2 separate regions of the Mus musculus genome follow, and region 1 is linked to region 2. The links are chromatin contacts, found by Hi-C or POLR2A ChIA-PET in ENCODE. All regions are on one chromosome and are shown on one strand. The core of a region is the stretch at or near the end of the contact, and the rest is flanking DNA. Distances in the headings are between cores, read along the strand shown. Region 1 holds the start of Gpr150 (G protein-coupled receptor 150). Region 2 holds the start of Rfesd (Rieske (Fe-S) domain containing).

What was found. A loop is a pair of places that touch in the nucleus more often than their neighbours do. ChIA-PET counts read pairs that join two places held with the same protein, here RNA polymerase II (POLR2A).
Region 1: a map of left cerebral cortex shows a loop between it and region 2 (6-fold over the local background). The contact joins the promoter of Gpr150 here to the promoter of Rfesd in region 2. A Hi-C loop is called at or near these places in 4 of 37 maps with a recorded cell type or tissue (T-helper 17 cell, heart and left cerebral cortex). POLR2A ChIA-PET finds 5 or more read pairs at or near these places in 3 of 5 experiments (Patski and embryonic stem cell).

Annotation. Positions count from the first base shown.
Region 1 is chr13:76,054,223-76,058,842 of GRCm38, forward strand. It overlaps Gpr150 (G protein-coupled receptor 150), which reads right to left and starts at 2,774. Exons shown (of 1, transcript NM_175495.2): 1 at 629-2,774. The coding sequence starts at 2,602. The coding sequence ends at 1,319.
Region 2 is chr13:76,017,185-76,021,918 of GRCm38, forward strand. Rfesd (Rieske (Fe-S) domain containing) reads right to left here and starts at 1,378. Exons shown (of 4, transcript NM_178916.5): 1 at 337-1,378. Gm52035 (a long non-coding RNA gene) reads right to left here. Exons shown (of 3, transcript XR_003950562.1): 3 at 4,167-4,469. It also overlaps the pseudogene Gm4165.

The sequences.
Region 1 (4,620 bases), core at 1,524-4,023, 38 kb after region 2:
AATCCTCACAGATTATGACTTGTGTAAACAACCTTTAGCCAGTCCCTTCCCCTCTGCCTCTTAGTGGCACATTTACTTATGGACAAGAACTCAAGTTTTGTGAAAGATGTGAGTTCTCAGGTGCAGGACATTGTATGGTGCTCAGAAATCCTACGACTTCCCTTAGAAGCAAGAACAGTGAAGAGGAAGAGGTCATGCATCAACTGTTCCCTGATTTAATCCTCTCTGACTCACATGAATAAGCTAGACATTTTTTTTGTTTGTTTAAGACAAAGAGTCTATGTAGTCCAGACTATTCCAAAACTCACTACTTAGTCGATGTTGGCCTCAAATTCAAGACAATGCTCCTGCCTGGGTGCTGGGATCACTGGCAGGGCCTCTACTTCACCTGTTTAGGTTTGTTTTTAAACAGTTCTCTACCTACACAGAGCTTTCTCCTGCAGATCTCAGAGCACTTGAACAGTAAGTACCATCCTGCCACATCGAATTGACACTTTCCCTCAAGACTTTGCCTTTAGGAGCTTAATGTGGACAAACTTAGAAGCTGGTCTGGGCACAATAGCTCTATGTCTAACAGAATACAGGCATGCTTGGAAAGGACTAAAAGAAGCGTATGTGCTCCTCCTGTATTCTCAGTTTTTATTGATGTGAAAGTTGGAAATAAAAGCCACACCTATTTTCCTCCCAGAAAGCACATTACTACGTTTTAAAGAAATGTTGTAGCTGCTACGTGGGAAATGCTTTTATTTTTCAAATGCTCTGTCGCTAACGTGACAGCATGATCACTTTCCTACAGTGCTGCTAACAGCACTCCAGATCTCCCCAGGAAGAGCATTATGGGGATTTTCCTCTCGGAAGGAACATCAAATTTGCTACTCCCCAAAGATGCACTTGATTTAAGCACAATTCAAAATCACTACAAACATAATAGCAACGAATGAAAATTTGTCAATTTAGTTAAAATGAATTGTCTAATCTAGAACGTAGTGGGAGTATAAAAGAGAATCGCAAAAACATTGACTCTGGAACTCAGTTTTTTGTTTTGGTTTTTTTTTTTGTTTGTTTGTTTGTTTTACAACTTTCCAAGAGTTTGGTCTCCTCAAAATGGGCGTTATGAGAGGAACCAGAGGGAAGAAAACTAACGGGAAGTGAAAATCATGCCCTTACTAGAAGGAAATAACTGTCGCATACAGGATGCGGGCCGCTTCAGTAGTTCCTGCAGACAGTTCCACTCTTGGTGACTTAGGCAGATCACTTACACCCTCCGTTGTCTGAAGGCTGTGCTACAGTGGCCAAGGACCTGTCCGTTCAGCAGTTCCTAGAAGGCACTTTCACAGGAGCAGGGCGGCGGTCTGGGGCGTGGCGGGGGTGGGCGCAGGCAGCCCTGGTTCCGCTCCTCCCGCCGGGCATGGTGATAATGAGGGTGGGGCCAGCGATGGCGGTGGAGTGCCTGGTGGTCCCCAGCCCATTCGCTGATATCGGCTTCTTCCTCCCGCACGCAGCACAGAACTCCTAGGCGCCTCCGCAGCCTCCGCCAGAGACGGCAGTCGCCCGCCTGGAAGAAAAGGTAGATCAAAGGGTTGATGGCGCTGTTGGCCACCTCTAGGACGCGCATCGCCGCCACCAGGCTCTCTCTCTCCCAGTCACCCGCGGGCTTCGATGACCAGGCGGCTGCCAAGCGAGCGGCGAAGTAGGGCAGGTCGCAGCCCACGAAGAGCAGTGCCAGCGCCAGGCTCATTTTCAAGCTTTGCACCTTGGCTTGGGGCAACGCGCTGGGCAAGGAGGCTCTGGCCATACTGGGCGACCAGGGCATCCTAGCCACCGGAGCCTGAGACCCACGCTGCCACCAGACACACAGCAGGTGGCCGCAAGAGAAGCCTAAGAGAGCGACCGGCGCCGCGAAGCCCACGATAGCTTCATAGAGCGCGTAGACCTGCAGGTGCCAGCGCGGCAGGGGCGCGAAGATGCCCCTGCAGCAATGCTTCCCTGGCCAGGCATTGGCGGTTGAAGATGGAGGAGCATCCCAGCGCACCACGAAGGTCGGAGGCAGCGCCAGTAGCAGAGCCAGCAGCCAGCTCAGGGCAGCCAGGGCACGTGCTGGCAACTGAGGGCCCTGAGGAATGCGCACCGCGAGCTGGCGCTCCAAGGCAATGAGCGCCACCAGGTGGGCGGAGGCGCCCCGCCCCGATGCCTGCAGCAGATGGGAAAGGCGACAAGCCAAGTCGCCCAGAGCCGGTCTCGGGTCGCCCAGCAGCTCCCAAGCCAGCTGCGACAATGCTGTTCCTCCACTTGCGTACAGGTCAGCCGCTGCTAGCTGCACAAGCAGGAAGTCCATCTTGCGACGCTTGGGACCCGGCCAGGGTCCGCTGCTACCGCCGCACAGGCGGCAGAGCACAGTGGTGTTGCCAGCTACCGCGGCCACCAGGATGATCCCCAAGAAGACCAGATGGATCCGGTGGCTGGGTGGCCCGCGTGGAGGCGAATGCGGTCCTGGGACAGAGGCTCCTTGCTCAGAAGTCAGGTTGAGACTCCAGCTTGGCTGAGTGGGTACAGAAAGGTTGGATGCGGGATTCAGAATTGCGAGGCTGAAAGGATCTTCCATCCTTAATCCGGAGGAAAGAGAGATACCGCTTAAAAGGCCAAAGTCTATGAGAGGTGGCGCGGGCCACACCGCTGGGTCTCGGCGATTTCCCAAAGTTAGTTGAAAAAGCACACACACCCAGGGTGAGATGGATACGCGTGGATTTGCGCTTAGTTGTTTGTATAGGTTGTTCTTGGTATTTGTCACTCAAATGTGGGTTGTATATTCGAGGAACACACATGATCCCTATTCTCCACCTTCTCCGCTTTTCGCTTCCTCCCCCTCCCCACTGCCCCCCCCCCCATCCCAGCAGAGCATCTTTCTAATCCACACAGCCGCCTCCCTCAGTGGCATCCGTGGACCTCTAGGCTCTGGAAATCTTGCCCTGTGACATATAGCCAGAAAGAAAGTTGTGCATGTGACCACTGCAAAGGCTAACTAATGTTAACTCAGAATCAATTATGAGATAGATAGTTCCTCGGCTGAGATAGTATCCCCACCCCCAACAATTAATTGTGTGATTGCTAACAGGAAAAATTACAAATGCTACTTTTGATAAAAAAAAAAAGAAAAGAATTTTTTTTTTTGTAATGCCATACGTCTGCGCTAGCTTGAGAAATACAAGGACACAAGAAACCAAGCAGGGTTCCTCTATTTCTCCACTTCCGACCCTGCTGGGCCAGCAGTCTACCACAGAACTACAACCAGTCCTAAATAGTAGTAATAGCTTTTTGAGCAGAGTCATTAGGTGAGCCTTTGATAGGGGTATACCTTCCTCTGCCTGCAGTGCTAGGACTTTAATCCGGAGAGAACTATGGGCCCTCCCTTTGCCTGGCAATTAGGAACAGAGAGGTCTGCAGATGCTTTCCAGTACTCTCTTTACTAGCATCAGGGGATGGCAGCCGCTCTCTCCTCTCAGTGATGCAAAACTCATTTTGTCAGTCTGAAGACAGTACTACCAGATTTTTATACAAATGGTGGTTCATGGATTGAGTCCTTCCTAGTATTTTCTTCTAGTGATGGATGTGTCACGCGGGCTTCTCTGTCTCCTGATTCTGTTTTCCAGCAGATGGGAGGTTGCTGGGAGGGACTACGCCTCCAATAAGCCCAGAGAAAAGGTGACTAAGAAAACCATACAGCAGCCAATTTTTAAAAAAGAAATCCAGTTCACAGGAAATGGTTTAGATTTAATGCTGCCACTTTTAGCCTCATTTCACAAACAATTCACTTTTCCCGTTGGAAGCATCAGTTTGTGCATCCATCAAATTAATCATGGTGAAAGTAAAATTTCTTGTACTTCCTGGTCTTGGGCCAGGGAGGAATGGGTGTCTGTTGCTTCCCAAGCTGTGGGAATGTTTGCAACCTACAGATGCATGAATTAGGGGGACTTGGTAGGATTCGTACCACCCTGCTGGTTGCTGTAGAAATCTCATTTTCCTAAGGTCTATCATTTTGGCTGGAGACATGTGTCGTTTTTCATTATCTATCCAGATCCTCATATTGGTCCTGATACATGGCAGATATCAATCAGTCAATATATGTCCAGTTGATGAATTAGTACCAATTTAAGGCATATCAGATAACTTTGAGCAAAGTTCTGGTCCTGACTATAAATGTATCACATAAGATGCTTTTCATGCCTTTGGTGCCAGTATCATCTAGAAGAGCCCAGTAGGGTCTGAGGGTGTGTGGATGCTGATGTCTCTCTTTGCTGGAACATGAAGGAAGAGGAACAGTGGCTACAATGAAGAGTTTCTTGGTACCGTGTGCTCCAGTCTTTCATTTCTGAGCAGCACCTGGCAACCCATGACTGCCTTACCAAACGTTAGTTCAATTATTTCTCAAAGTAATTCCACAGTTTGTTGGAATATTCTCATAAATAATATACCAAGATTCTACCACTGAAAGTTTATTCCATCGAACTTTAGAAAGACTTGATAAAATATTGATTTTAAAAAAATAGTTGTTTTCCAGGGTAAATGGCAACCACTGCTGCTTGGGTTGCCAGAATCAGTTGTGGCCTTGCAAAACCCATAGGA
Region 2 (4,734 bases), core at 128-2,627:
TCTTCCTACTAGGAAAAAAATAATGCCTTGGCTCTCCCTCCAAAATCACTGTTTTTAAAGTGCTATAGTGCTGGAGAACATAATTTTTAATACAGTTTTTGACAAAAAAAAATAAAAATAAAAAATGTTCTGTTCTACCATTGTCTTTAAAAATAAAAACTGTTTTGTTGTTCGTAGATCCCTAAAATTAGATTTCTTAAAGTGAGAATTCCATATAAAACTATTTGTTTTAGATAAGTGGATGGCCCCGACAGTTTTAAACACCTTTCTAATGTAGATAATTCATTCAAGTATAAAGTCACTGAAGACAAAAGACATGAAATTAAAGGTACTCACACTCATGTGTCACTCCTCTTGAGCAATGACTCAGGGACTCTTAGAGTGGGGACCTGGCCCACAAATTATCACAGTGCTTATCTCCAGGGTGACACCCTGGCTTTTAGGCTCAGGGAAGGGAAATGCTTTAGTCAGTAGCAGTTTGATGATAATAAATACATTTGACTAGCTACATTTCACTACCGCTTGGACACTTTGCGTGTAAATGTTCATTACTCCTCACAAAATTAAATATCTGTAAGCTCATATGTTGCTTGGTGTAACTTTCGTGTCACTAGCAGCCAGCGATTTATAAAAGAAAAGAAACAAAAAACAAAAAACATGTGGCCTGAAAGAAAATCATCTTGAAAGTCACAAAAACCGTTCGGCAAAAACGTATAGAGAGTTTTATATTCGCAGTGCACACATGTATCGGAAAAGATGGTTCTGAATGTTTATGTAGGAATGCTAATGTACAAGATTGTCTTCACAAATATCTAAAGTAAAACACTTGCCCAATTTAATGAAGCCGTGCAGCTGAGCGAATTACTGCCAATGTCTGGTATTAAAGATGACAAGGCGTTTCACCAGCGTCTGAATCCCGGACTGCTTCCTAAGAGGCCTGTATCATAGGGTGTGCAGAGGACAACCACGTTAAGGCACCTCTACTCTATACAGCTGGGTGCAACCGCAGGAAGCGCAGCAAGGCTGGTAGCCACCCCCATGGCTTTAGCAGTTCTCAAACCAGTTTTATTTGCTAAGAAGACAGGCCGCAGCTGCTAGATTGAGCGGCGCTAGGGACAGCACGGCAACCAGCAGTCGTCCCGACGGCCATCCCAGGAGAATATTTGGGGTGCGTGGGACGTCAGAAGGATTCGCTTTCATAGTTTATGGCACAAGTGCGGAAAAGCCTATTTAAATGGCTGCAGGTCCCGGCTGTGGCCCAACTGTCAAGGCGAACAGTTCACTGAGGCTCTTGCCAATGCCAGTCCACGAGGGTCCAAACGCTCCCTGCTCAGACACCCGAGGACTCGGAACCGCTGCCAGCGGACGCAGGAAGTGCAGGCCCGGGCGGTGTCCGACCGGAAGCAGCAGCGTGCCAGAAATCTCCGCCCCGCTCCCCTCACCCAATTCCCGCACCGCGAGAACCTAACTTACTGTGCTGGGGTCCTCGCCCCGCCCTCAACACCCAGCTCCCGCAGCCCCTGCGTCCTGCGCCTGCGCGACGCGAGTTTGTGAGGAGGCGGGGCAGGGGTCACGTGCTAGGAAGTACTGGCTCCCCTCCCGTCCCTCCATCAGGCTGCTGTCCTGTTTGTGGAATTTTTCTAGCTCTTGTGGGATATGAGTAGGTGCATCATTTTCTTTCTCTTTTCTTTTTTCAAAGAACGATAATCGGACTCACTCTAAATTTATCCAAATTTTAAATGCACTCAGCAATCTCATCCCTAAGCGAAATAATACCTAGAACATGGGAAAACTTTACAGCCATATACTGTATACCCAAAGGTCCAATTCCATACACTACACCATACAGGCTCCCATGTGTAATATGCTCTCTTTAACACAAATAACTCATTGCTTGAGATACAAATAGGTTAAGTATTTGTGTATACCAAAGCTTTTAAAAATTACTAGATTTAAGGGGAGATGGTGTGTTTTCACTTTCAATTTCTCTTTCAGTGTTACATTAAGAGCAACACAATAAGAACTCCCCATACTTATGCTCAGAGGTGCAAGCTAAATGAGTCTTACTGGTTTGCAAGCATTCTCTGTAAACTGGCACGTGGCAAGCTCTTATAGAGCCCACAACCCGGGCTGAAGTTGATCACTTGAACCCAAGTGTTGGGCAGCACAGACACCCTGCTTTAAAAAAAGAAAAAAGAAAAAAGAGGCCAGCAAGATGATTCATGGAGTAAGGGTGCTTGTAAACGGGACAGCCTGAGTTGTAGCCCAGAGCTCATTTAATGATGTAGGAACTGACTTAACAAACTATGCTGTAGCATGCATGTCCCTGCTCACACAGAATAATAAGGATTTTTTAAAATTAATGATCCTTTGATTCAATAGCTCATAATCTTGGCTAGGCTTTAGATCTGCCTAGGAATTAAAACAAACAAAACCAAAAAACAATAACAAAGCAACTTTGCCCAGTATACCAGATCAATGAAGTAAAAATCTTAGAAAGGATTCAATATATATTTTTGTTTTTTAATTTCTGAAAGCTTTTCATTTTTTCCCTCCCAGAAAGACCAACTGCAATCAGAGGGAGTGAAAGGTCAAGATTTTATTCATAACAAAATCAGCTTAGAACTGGATCACTTGGCCCTTTCTCTTCTTGTCGCCTCACAATTCAAAATGCTCACATCTCTTAATAGCCAGCATCCTCTTAGATCTGCAGTTGGGCTCAATGCACTCCAGTCTCAGCACAATCTTCTTTGTAGAAGCCTTTTTGCGGAAAATAGGCTTAGTTTGTCCACCATAGTCACTTTGTTTCCTGTCATAACGCTGCTTACAAAGAATCCTTGTCCTTCTTGTACTGTGTCACCTTGTGGGGTTGGTCCTTTCCATATTTCTTACAGAATATCTGGTGGACCCTAGGCATGTTCATCATGTTCACAGGATCACTAACTTCCAAAATTATTACACTGTGAATCCAAAATTGGACGTTGAAATCTGTATTTAACATACTAACACAGTGATTTCAGTGCCCCAAAGGACTGGGGACCTGAGACTCAGGGGTCTTGTTCACTTATCCTGGTGTGTTGCATACATTTTTTTTCTTTCAAGACAAAGTTTTGCTGTGTTATCCAGGTTGATCTCAGACTTGTGAGCTCAAATGATTCTCTCAAATCACCCTCCAAGTTTTCTCAAGTCACAGCACTCACAGGTGTGTGCCATCATATCTGGCTTATCCAAATATTTACAAAATGAGCCCCAACAAGTAAAACACAGAGAAGTCCAGAATAATAGCTCAGTGTTAGTTTCCTTCATACTATTCTGTTCACTATATAGTTTTAGGATAACCAGTGATATTTTATAGAACAATGTTTGTCTTGGATAGGGGTTTACTGTTGTGAACAGACACTATGACCAAGACAACTCTTATAAAGAGCACCTAACTGCGGCTGGCTTACAGGTTCAGAGGTTCAGTCCATTATCATCAAGGCAGGAACATGGCAGTGTCTAGGCAGGCAAGGGCCTGGAGGAGCTGAGTGTTTTACATGTTCTTCTAAAGGTAGACAGGAGAAGACTGGCTTCTAACCAGCTATGACAAGGGTCTTAAAGGCCACACCTACAAAAACACACTTCCTCCAACAAGGCCACACCTACTCCAACAAGACCACACCTCCTAAGAGTGACACTCCCTGGGCCAATCATATTCAAACCACCACAATGTTCCTTTTCGTCATTGATCAAACACAGGGTAAGTATCACTTTAAAAAGTATTAAAGACTGAAATAATATTTGCTATATCTATAAGCAGTCTTGATTTCTAAAAATATTTATTTTATGGGTCTGTTTGTGTACCTGTATGTATATATACATATATATGTGACCCATAGGCATGTAGGCACCGTCAGAGGTCAGAAGAGGGCATTAGAGCCTCTGAAACTAGAATTAAAAGTGTTTGTAAGCTACCATATGTGTGCTGAGGATTGAACCTGAGTCCTCTGCACAAGCTCCTAGAAAATGCTCTCTCCAGGCCCTGTCTCTGTTTGTGACACATGGAGCACAGCACAGATATAGCTTGTGTCACCAAATGATTAAACAAGAATTTCATTTAGAAATGTTTTTGTTTTTGTTTTTGTTTTTTTTTGTTTTTTTTTTTTGCTTAGCCTAATCTGACATCTTTATTTTTTTAATTCATTTTATCTGTATGAGTCTTTTGTTTACATGCATGTCAGTGCACTATATGTATTCCTGATTCCTGAGGAGGTCAAAAGAGGACATTTAATTCCTTGGGACTGTAGTTAAAGATGTTGGGAGCTTCCATGTGGATGTTAGGAATTGTACCCAGATTCCCTAGAGGATCTGTGAGTGTCCTTAACCACTGAGCCATCTCATCAGTCCACAATCTGACATTTTAAAAGGATATATATTTTAGATCCATTGTCCTTCAGTCTGTTTGCAACTCCACACTCCAGTAAACACACCTATATAAAGAGAAACTTTTCTTTATCTTTATGAAAGTATTAATATTAAGTGATGGGAAAGCTGTAATGGGTAATAGAATAAATCACCTCTCTCTACTGTCCAGGTGAGCACACAAAGTCATGTATGCACCACCATATCCAGTAGGTAGTAGCGCACCCTTAAGTCTGGGTAAAAGTCTTTACAGCTGAGTAGAACTCGCAGCTCCTACTGCCCCATCTAAGTGCTGCCTATGGCCATCTTGAGGCACTTTCTACTTCTTGGGCA